Linked DNA regions of Homo sapiens: region 1 is linked to region 2. The links are chromatin contacts, found by Hi-C in ENCODE. All regions are on one chromosome and are shown on one strand. Each heading gives the region's core, a stretch centred on a gene start or an enhancer-like site at or near the end of the contact. The rest is flanking DNA. Distances are from core to core; before and after follow the strand shown.

Evidence for each region. Hi-C counts contacts between places; a loop is a spot of excess contacts on that map. Pooled maps may share reads with other maps.
Region 1: a map of CD4-positive, alpha-beta T cell shows a loop between it and region 2 (2.3-fold over the local background). The contact joins the promoter of SMKR1 here to the promoter of ZC3HC1 in region 2. A Hi-C loop is called at or near these places in 1 of 168 maps with a recorded cell type or tissue (CD4-positive, alpha-beta T cell), 1 of 37 single-sample maps with no recorded cell type and 7 of 50 pooled maps.

Annotation. Positions count from the first base shown.
Region 1 is chr7:129,499,059-129,504,448 of GRCh38, forward strand. SMKR1 (small lysine rich protein 1) reads left to right here and starts at 3,473. Exons shown (of 2, transcript NM_001195243.2): 1 at 3,473-3,769. The coding sequence starts at 3,767. RefSeq lists silencers at 3,172-3,221, 3,282-3,621.
Region 2 is chr7:130,049,760-130,055,089 of GRCh38, forward strand. It overlaps ZC3HC1 (zinc finger C3HC-type containing 1), which reads right to left and starts at 1,615. Exons shown (of 10, transcript NM_016478.5): 1 at 1,462-1,615. The coding sequence starts at 1,607. RefSeq lists enhancers at 949-1,741, 1,369-1,678, 1,739-1,928.

The sequences.
Region 1 (5,390 bases), core at 2,223-4,722, 550 kb before region 2:
TCTTGACTCCCTGGGCTCAAGCGATCTTCCCGCCTCAGCCTCCCAAGTAGCCAGAACCACAAATGCGTGCCACCATGCCCGGTAAATTTTGTATTTTTTTTTTTTTTTTTTTGCATAGATGGGGTTTCACCATGTTGCCCAGGCTGGTCTTGAACTCCTGAGTTCAAGCGATCCACCTGCCTCAGCCTCCCAAAGTGCTAGTATTGCAGGTGTGAGCCACCGCGCCCAGCCATGTTTGATTTTAGATGCGGTAGGGTAAGGTTCCTGAGTTGAAGTTTCAAAATCAACTTTATCAAGCTATAATTCATATATTGTAAACTGCACTCATTTGAAGTATATAATTTAATTAATTCTGACAAATGTATATACCTGTGCAGGGCCAGGTTCATGGGCTGTTTGACCCCCCAGTGGTCACACAGAGTCCTACTCCTTTTTTTTTTTTTTTTTTTTTTTTTTTTGAGAAGGAGTCTTGCTCTGTCACCTAGGCTGGAGTGCAGTGGTACAATCTCGGCTCACTGCAACCTCTGCCTCCCGGGTTCAAGCAATTCTTCTGCCTCAGCATCCTAGTAGCTGGGATTACAGGTGCCCACCACCATGCCTGGCTAATTTTTGTATTTTTTAGTAGAGATGGGGTTTCACCGTGTTGGTCAGGCTGGTCTTGAACTCCTGACCGCAGGTAATCCACCCGCCTTGGCCTCTCAAAGTGCTGGGATCACAGACATGAGTCACCGCGCCTGGCCGAGTCCTACTCTTAGAAGGGCCATAGGCTCGGGGTTTAGTGCTCTGAGTTTCACAGTGTGAAAATTTCTTAGTAATTTTACCTTTGAATTTTTGTTTTGTCAATGAAATCTGACGGGAAAATGGAGGCTGCTGGGGGAAGGGGGTTGGTGCCTTAGCTGCTGCTGAGTCTCACCTCTTGTCACCCCCCACTACCCCCAATCCCCACCTTCACCCTACCCAACCCCCAACCCCATCTAGGGCAGGGCATGGCAATACCCCCGTACATTCAGAGTGAGACACGCGAGCATCCTGTCCACCACAGTCATGACACCAAGCACATCCTGGCACAGAGGGTGCAATCCCTCGAGGGCCACCCATCTGCTATGGGACGATAGCTAGGAAGGGGAGTGTTCCCGTACCCAAGGAAACACATTAAACAGTAAACAAAAACAGCATAACAGGTTGATAGAGACCACAGAGAAAAGGAAAGCTTTCTAATTTAGTACCTTTAGTGGCACTTTTCCCTGCTTCTTCCTGTTTTCATTTTGCACTAAGCCATGCAAATAATGCAGCCAGCCCTGCACCTGTGTAGCTACTGCCACAATCAGGATAGAGAGTATTTCCATCACTCAGGAATTTTCCTCTTAGCCCACCGCAGAGTCAATCCTCCCCCACCCATGGCACACCTCGACCACTGATCTACTTTCAAGACAGCTGAGTTTTAAAACTTGTAGCAGGAGGCCAGAGCAGTGGCTCACGCCTGTAATCCCAGTGGGAGGCCGAGGCAGGCGGATCACCTGAGGTCAGGAGTTCAAGACCAGCCTGGCCCCTGTCTCTACTAAAAATACAAAAATTAGCCGGGCGTGATAGCGCATGCTTTGTAATCCCAGCTACTTGGGAGGCTGAGGCAGGAGAATTGCTTGAACCCAAGGGGCAGAGGTTGCAGTGAGCAGTGATCGTGCCATTGCACTCCAGCCTGGGCAACAGAGCAAGACTCCATCTCAAAAAAAAAAAAAAAAGAAAAGAAAAGAAAAAGAAAAGAAAAGAAAAGAAAGAAAACAAAACAACCTTGTAGCAGGGCTCTGGATCTCTGATCTGGAGCTCAGGAAAAGCAGGGCTGGAACAGATTTGGGAGTGATCCCATAGGGGTAACCTTGGGAGAGCTGAGATAACCCAGAGAAGTGTAAGCGGCTGGGGTGGGCCAGCCCCATCCAGGGATGAAGACAGGCGCAAGAAGAGAAGAAAGTGCAGGTGGAGGGCAGGAGAATTTGCCATATCCAGGGCATATGGACTCATAAGAAAAACTCACAGACATATTAAAAGTAGCTGGAAGTTGGGTTTGCTCTGTTAATGAAGGATTAGGGAAAGCATATGTAAGAGAACCTAGAACATAAACAGTCCTCTTTGGAAGCCAGTTTGTCTTTCAAGAGAAAGCAAACAAAACACCACATCCTTGCAGAGCCTTCCAGGACCCTACTCCTGCTTCTTGGTCTAGCCTCCTCCCCCTGTCCCTAATTTTGGCATAATTGACTGCTCCTTGTCATCCAGATCTGTTTTAACGTCACCTCCTCAGAGAGGCCTTCCCCAGTCACCAATCTAAAAGAGCACCCAGTGGTCACATCAATTTAATGCAATATGCCATACTGTCCCTATCACTTTTAATGTCTGCCAGGCCCTCCATTTCAGCCACGACCACCTCCCCCAAATCACCCCTTAAAAGAACAAGGACTTTGCCTCATTCAGAGCTCAATTTCCAGGGCCTGGAAGAGTGTCAGGCACGTGGCAGATGCTCAATAACTGTTGAATAAAAAGGAATGATAGGCCGGGCAGTGGCTCACGTCTGTAATCCCAGCACTTTGGGAGGCTGAGGCGGGCAGATCACCTGAGGTCAGAAGTTCGAGACCAGCGTGACCAACATGGCGAAACCCCATCTCTACTAAAAATACAAAAATTAGCCGGGCATAGTGGTACGCATCTGTAATCCCAGCTACTCAAGAGGCTGAGGCAGGAGAATGGTTTAAACTTGGGAGGCGGAGGTTGCAGTGAACCGAGATGGCGCCACTGCACTCCAACCTGGGCGACAGAGAGAGACTCGGTCTCAAAAAAAAAAAAAAGGAATGACCAGTCATAAAAAAGAATGAGTCGTACCACCCGAAGTGTAGACTTCACCTGCAGGGAGGGAGGCTGGAACTGGCAAGGTTGGAGGCAAAACTGTACCTACTGTACCTTTCTCGCCCAATCCTACCTGCACATGAACTCCCTCCCCACCCCTTTAGTCTCTCGGGCCCTTACTCTCTTTATCCGGCTCTTTTGCAAACATTTCCCATGATATTCTCCCTTCACCGTCACAGTCCTTATGCTCGTTTCCCAAAAGAGCTTCTCCGATGATCTCTCCCAGGTTGGCCGAGTGAGCGGGCCTAGCCTGCGCTCTCACCCCAGTGCCACCCCAGTGGGAGCGCCGCCCGCGCCCGCCCCCTCGCCCCGCGCCCGCCCCCTCGCCCCGCGCCCGCCCCCTCGCCCCGCGCCCGCCGCTCCGGCAGCCCAAACCCAGACGCTAAAGCGCCGAACTGGGTTTCCGGGCGCTGGAGGCCGCGGTCGGCCTCGTACTAGGTGACGGCCCATCCCGCGCGCGCAAGCCCGGAACCCCGCTCCGCTCACCCTCCGCGCGCTGCCGCTTTGCCCTGGCAACGGTAACCACGGCGAGGCCCTGCCCCACGCCCGGTGATTGTGCGCGCGGCCCCGCCCCCGAGGCGCACGCCGGCCCAGCGCCCACAGCTGCGGCGGCCTAGGTGCCGCGTGGGGCAAGCAGGTGCCTCGCGTCCAGGCGGCTCCGCGGCTGGCTGCCTCCCGAGCCGGCCGCGCTCCTCCCAGCGAGGCGTGGCGGGGAGGCGTAGTGAGGCTGGGCCCGTGGCGGTTCCCTGAGGAGGGCCGAGAAGGGGCCGGGGGTGCTAGGGGAACGGGCGCTGGGGGCAGCGGCCCCGGTGGATGCTAAGGGCTTCGGGATCGGGAGAGTCCACCACGCCTGCCTGCTCGGCTGAGAATCGCCATGGTAATCCCCGTCTCCCTAAAGTACCCGGGGCCAGGGCGCGCGCCGTGGAGCCCCAGGCTGTCCCGGAGAGGCGCGGGCGCCGAGGTCACCGCCTCTCCCTGGGGTCGACCTCAACGCGTGGCGAAAAGATGGAGGGACAAGGGGTGCCCGGCGGTCCGCGCCTGCTGGGGGCGCAGCAGCCGCGGAGTCAGGCCAGCCGTCTTTCCAGGTTTTAGGTCGTGGTCCTGTTGAGCAGCCCCCACACCCAGACGGTTGATGTGGAAAATAAAGGGAGGGTGGCACCGTGGTGTGGCACGTCAGGGCGCCAGGCCATGCCCACAGTGACGGGTCCGAGCTGTTAGCTGCCGTAGCCACCCTGGGTGCCCGCGCGGGATTCTCCACTGCTCTGCAGACTCAGGAAGCAGAGAGTGAGCCTGGTACCACCACCTTGCTGTCAACAGCATTCCTGTTCTCAGCCCTCATCCAGTCACTTACGACCTCCTTCCAACCCTCGCTGCTCTTTCCAGAAGGGCTGTGACCTTCCAGCCCCTGCCCCAAGTCCTCAGGGAGGCATCATTGTCTGCTAAACTAAGTACTGCACGCTTGAGCTGGGCGCACAGAGCCCTTGCTAAAGGGGCCTCAACCTCGAGCTTTCTCTGCCATATCTTCTCTGCTAAACAACAACAAACAAAACGAACAAAAACCCTGCATCCCACACTAAACCCGCGTTCTTCTGGAAGCCCCTTGCGCCTTCCCTGTCTTGATCCGTTTTCTTTGAGGCTTGGATCAGAAGGACCCTGCCTCCTGCTTCCCCATCGCTCCTTCAGCGCCCACAGCCCTTTGCACCTCACCTCTGGTGCTTTGCCTGTTTTTCCTTGGAAAGCCTTATTCCTCATTAGACTCTAGTGTAGAAATCATTAAGTTTCTGTGTTCTTTCCAGTTTGTTTCGTGTAAAAGGATTAAGTAAAAATTTCTTGGTTTGAGAGTCATTCCATGAGCTATTAAAGGTAAAGAGCTATTACCTTTTTTTTTTTTTTTTTTGACAGGGTCTTACTTTGTCACACAGGCTGGAGTACAGTGGTGTGATCACAGCTGACTGCAGCCTCCATCTCTGAGGCTCAAGTGATCCTCCCGCCTCAGCCTCCCAAGTAGCTCGGACCGTAGGCAGGCATCACCATGCCTGGCTAATCTCTGTATTTTTAGTAGAGACAGGGTTTCGCCATGTTGCCCAGGCTGGTCTCAAACGCCTGGGCTCAAGGGATCCGCCCGCCTTGGCCTCTCAAATTGCTGGGATTACAGGTGTGAGCCACTGTGCCCAGCCAACTGCCATTTCTTTCAGGGCCCAGGGAACTGAGGCAGAATGCTGTACATAGCCATTGAAGCAAATGCCAGTTAATTCATGCTCCTTGAATGAGGGTCAAACACATTAGTGCACAGAGCCTGCAAGCCAGAGCGGAACCTTGCCTACCTTTCCTTCCTTAGCTGCTCTCACTGGCCCCCTTGGCTGCCTGTGGGCTGGCCATGTTGGCCTTTTTTGGGTTTCCGTCTCTTTGTGCACCTTCTCTCCGGCTTCAGAGACTTTGCATAGGCTGTTGGTCTTGGAATTCCCTACTCTCGGCCCACAGGCCACGCTTAGGGAGCC
Region 2 (5,330 bases), core at 365-2,864:
CAGGCTGGTCTGTAACTCCTGACTTTGTGATTGGCCCACCTCAGCCTCCCAAAGTGCTGGGATTACAGGCGTGAGCCACAGCGCCTGGCAGAAATTCGACTCTTAACAGCAGAAAAAACAATTTTGATATTTCTACCTGGAGGGACCTTTCATACCCACTCCTTCCAAAAAAAAAAGAACCAATTAGAAAATTCGAATCAAAGATCTTCGGGAGATTTCATGAAAAAAAAATCAGGGAGAAAAAAACTCAGCAAAGCAATTCTCTCATTTTCAGTGGAAGGCATTTCAACAGTGCCTGGGGAATTGCTGAAAGACAAGCATTTATTTATTTATTTAGAGACGGAGTCTCACTCTGTCACTCAGGCTGGAGTGCAGTGACGCGATCTCGGCTCACTGCAACCTCCGCCTCCCAGGTTCAACCAATTCTCCTGCCTCAGCCTCCCGAGTAGCTGGGACTACAGGCGCGGGCCACCACGCCCGGCTAATTTTTTGTATTTTTAGTAGAGATGGGGTTTCACCGTGTTAGCCAGGATGGTCTTGATCTCCTGACCTCGTGATCTGCCCGCTTCAGCCTCCTCAAAGTGCTGGGATTATAGGCGTGAGCCACCGCGCCCGGCGACAGGCATTATTTTAATAAAAATAGGATTACATCAACGATTATAGCTCAAAAGAAATAAACTTACTCTAAGACTCTCAGAGATTCATAGAGAGCCTCAAGCGGGTGTGGTTCTAGGCCAAAAAAAATTCACAGCATCCATAAACTTGGATGGGTAAAAATGACATTTATTTCTCTCTAAATGACAAGATTTAGCATTTTCTTCAATTATGAATGAAGGTAAAAACACCATAGTAGTATTAGCAGTACCTGCTAATTTGTCACCAATGGAAATAATGTTCCCACATTATGGTGGTTGCATGTCTTCAAATACCTTTGTGCTCATCACTACTTCAAAATTATGGTTGACAACACATACTACTAGATATTATGGACTCTTTAATAAAAAGCATTGTTACTGCGTAACTTTTTCCTTTTACCATCTTGATAACTACATTCCAATCTAACTGGTTTCCTTTATAATCCTATGTAATTTACTTTAAGCATTTAAAAATATTCTGAGAGTTAATAAGCTTCTCCAGAGAGCCAAAGGGGTCCACGGCACAAAAAAAGGTTAAGAATCCCCAATTAAGAGAAGTCAAGTGAACTCATTCAGTTAACGGTCCTCTTTACTTCCAAAAATAATGTCCGATGACAAAATTTCGGCTGCGGTTGGGAATCTGGTACACCCCGAGGGGAAGATCAAAGCCGATCAAACATAGTAACCAGAGTTTCTTTCAGATTCTAAGAAGCCATCCCCACTGCCCGAGTCGCCGACCGAGGGGAACCTCCCCCAACCCGCCACCCCTTCCCCAAGCCTTCTTCAATCTTCCAACGCCGGACCCAGGGTTAACTCGTGAACTCACGCGTCCACGCCTCCCTCTTCCGGGGCAATCCCCTCATCTATCAGCTGCCGGATTTTCTGGGGGGTCCCTTCTGGGGAGCGAACTACTGCACCCCAATTCTTTTCAACCCCTACGGCAAACGCTTGTCCCTCACAGGGCGCCGCCATCTTGGTCCGCTGCCGAGTTGCTTCCCCGAGAGTTTGAAGGCTCCGGAACTTCCGTCCTGGGAGGTTAATATCCGCCTCTTGAGGCAGCCTGGCTGGGAAAGTCTAACCGCGGGGCCCACGCCTTTTCTCATCATTTTAGAACCTTAGAGCGAGCTTAAGGAGGGCTGTACTGTTTAGGACAATCTTGATTAATCGTTTCCTTTATCAACTAGCATATTTAGGTTGATAAGAGATTTTTAGAACGCTGTCAGTCCAAATTCAGCAGGGATGAGGGGCTCAACTTAATTTTCAAGTAATATTAACTAATACGGCCGGGCGCCGTGGCTCATGCCTGTAATCCCAGCGGTTTGGGAGGCCGAGGTGGGCGGATCGCCTGAGGTCAGGAGTTCGAGACCAGCCTGGCCAACATGGTGAAACCCCATCTCTACCAAAAATACAAAAATTAGCTGGACTTGCTGGCGGGCGCCTGTAATCCCAGCTACTAGGGAGGCTGAGGTAGGAGAATCGCTTGAACCCGGGAGGCGGAGGTTGCAGTGAGCCGAGATTGCGCCACTGCACTCCAGCCTGGGCGACAAGAGCAAAACTCCGACTCAAAAAAAATAAAAATAAAAATAAATTAACTCATACGACCCTCCTAAGTTGCACCTTTCTACAAGCGAGGAAATGGTGACCCTCATTGGAGAGCAAATAATTTAGAATCCTTGTTGGAAACCGTGTTATGGATGGATTTAGAAGTCTGTGGCATTTGACACTATTGATACTCCTTCCTTAGTCCAACAAATATTTATTGAAAACGTCCTATTTATTTTTTTTGAGATGGAGTTTCGCTCTTGTTGCTCAGGCTGCAGTGCAATGGCGCGATCTCGGCTCACTGCAACCTCTGCCTCCCGGGTTCAAGCGATTCTCCTACGTCAGCCTTCCGAGCAGCTGGGATTACAGGCATTCGCCAACACGCCCAGCAATTTTTTTTTTTTTTTTTTGTATTTTTAGTAGGGACGGGATTTCACCATGTTGGTCAGGCTAGCCTTGAACTCCTGACCTCAGGTGATCCGCCCGCCTCGGCCTCCCAAAGTGTTGGGATTACAGGCATGAGCCACCGCGCCCGGCCGAAAGCATCCTATTGATAGTCTCTAGGCACTAGCAATGACAGTCGTGAGCAAAGAAGCTGTAGATCTTGGTGGAGTTAGATGTCAAATTTTCCTATAGTTTTAAAATTATGATTACAAGTGCTCCAAGGATGTACCAAGGTTATAATAGGAGAATCTAATTTAGTTTGCACATTCTCCTGAGAAAAATCAGGTACTGGAGCTGAGACGGATGAGATTGAAGGGAAGAAATCTGTACAGAATCTTCCAACACCCCAGGTTGGAAGACTGATGTGACTAAACAATGGGCAAAGAGGAAAGTGGGATCACCTCCTACCCTTCCAGCACCCTACCTGTGGGCTCCTAACTCTATCAGTGTTCCCAGCAGCAGGACCTGCAACCTATTGATCCAATTACCTTTCTGCTCTTCCTAACTCCACCACCACCCTTGTTTCTTCTTTTCTTAGCCAGCTTAAATTCATTACTAATTGTTATCATCATCCCTTTGCAAAATTTGAACATGGGTTGAGACTTAGTTAATATGAAGGAAACATTGTTGATTTCACTATATGTAATAATGGCATTGTAGTTATGGTTCTTAAAAGCCCTTCTTTATTAGAAATGCATCTTGAAGTGTTTATAGGTGAATTGATATGATGTTTGGAATTTGCTTTGAAGTTATCCAGGAAAACATGTGGAGGAATAGATGAAAAAATATTGCAAAATTTTAAACTGTCGGACTTGGATGATAGAATTGTGGGATTCATTATATTATTCTTTCTGCTATTAAGTATGTTTGACAATATCATAATAAAAAGCAAAATAAATAAGCTAAAAAATACATGTTCTTGAATACCCTTTGAATTTCCTTGAACCTCTCTTGCTTAATAGTACTTACTTGACAAAACCTCAATCACAGTTGAAGTAAGTTCTCTATTATTGCTTCTGTACCCATACAACTAAATATGGCTAAAGAGAAATGACAAACTTGTCTCTTTATATTCTTGACTTCAAGTGGGACCTTAATTCTGCCCAGTAATTATACTACCTTTATCTAGTCCACTTCTCATCCCACTTTTCATAGATGACTTATTTTTATTTTTTATTTTTTTAAATTTATTTTTTATTTTTATTTTGATTTTTTTGCAGACGGAGTCTCCCTCTGCTGCCTGCTGGAGTGCAGTGGCACAATCTCGGCTCATTGCAACCTCTGCCTCCTGGGTTCAAGCGATTCTCCTTCCTCAGCCTCCTGAGTAGCTAGGATTACAGGCACCTGCCACCATGCTTGGCTAATTTGTCATATTTTTAGTAGAGACGGGGTTTTACCATGTTGGCCAGGCTGGTCTTGAATTCCTGACCTCAGGTGATCCGCCCACCTTGGCCTCCCAAAGTGCTGGGATTACAGGCGTGAGCCACCATGCCTGGCCACCTGGCTAATTTTTATATTTTTAGTAGAGACAGGGTTTCACCACATTCACCAGGCTGGTCTCGAACTCCTGACCTCAAGTGATCTGCCCACCTCGTCCTCCCAAAGTGTTAGGATTACAGGTGTGAGCCACTGCACCCACCTTCATAGATGACTATTATATACCTCTCTCCTCAAACACCTTCAATACTTCCACTTATCCATCCTCCCTTTCTGCTAATGACACACTCCTAGGAAAATACTGACTGTACAGTTAGCCATGGTAACAACCAGCAATCAGAGCCAGTTTTAAGTTCAATTGACCCATGATTACTCATCACAGTGAATGTGTTTTTGTAAACCCAATGAATGACAACTTCTTGATTCAGCCAATCACAAAGACTCACTTCAATAAGCACTCCTCTGAGTGCCAGCCACTCAACAATAGTTTCACCCAAGTTATCACTTCTACAAATGATGCTAACACACACCTTTGAAAGTTTGCCAATCTCTGAACTCCCCACTTTCTCAAAGTCTGATAGATTAGTAGTCTGGTCTGCTTGAAGACTGTGCCTCACCTGCATGGCTCTTACTGTTTATAGTAAGCAAGAAATTTGGCTTTGTGGTTTTTTTTTTTTTTTTTTTTTGAGACGGAGCCTTCCTCTGTCGCCCAGGCTGGAGTGCAGTGGCGCATCTCGGCTCACTGTAAGCTCCGCCTCCCGGGTTCACCCCATTCTGTGGCCTCAGCCTCCTGAGTAGCTGGGACTACAGGCACCCGCCACCACGCATGGCTAATTTTTTGTATTTTTTTAGTAGAGACGGGGTTTCACTGTGTTAGCCAGGATGGTCTCAATCTCCTGACCTCGTGATTTGCCTGCCTCAGCCTCCCAAAGTGTTGGGATTACAGGCATGAGCCACTGTGCCCGGCCGGCTTTGTGTTTTTATTTCGCATGATGAATGGTGTTCTCATCATCCTCTAACCGTACTTTACCTTCCCTCCTGTTACTATTGATCAGTGGTTCTCAAATGAGTGTGATATTGCCTGCCACAGGACACTTGGCAATGTCAGGAGACATTTTTGGTTGGAGTGGTGATAGAGGCCAGGAATGTTGCTAAGCATTTTACAACATCCAGAACAGCCTCGCCACAACAAAAAATTATCTCACCCAATATGTGCACAGGTTGAGAAGCCCTGCTGTAATCTATGTGCCTATCTAAGGCCAAACTTACACA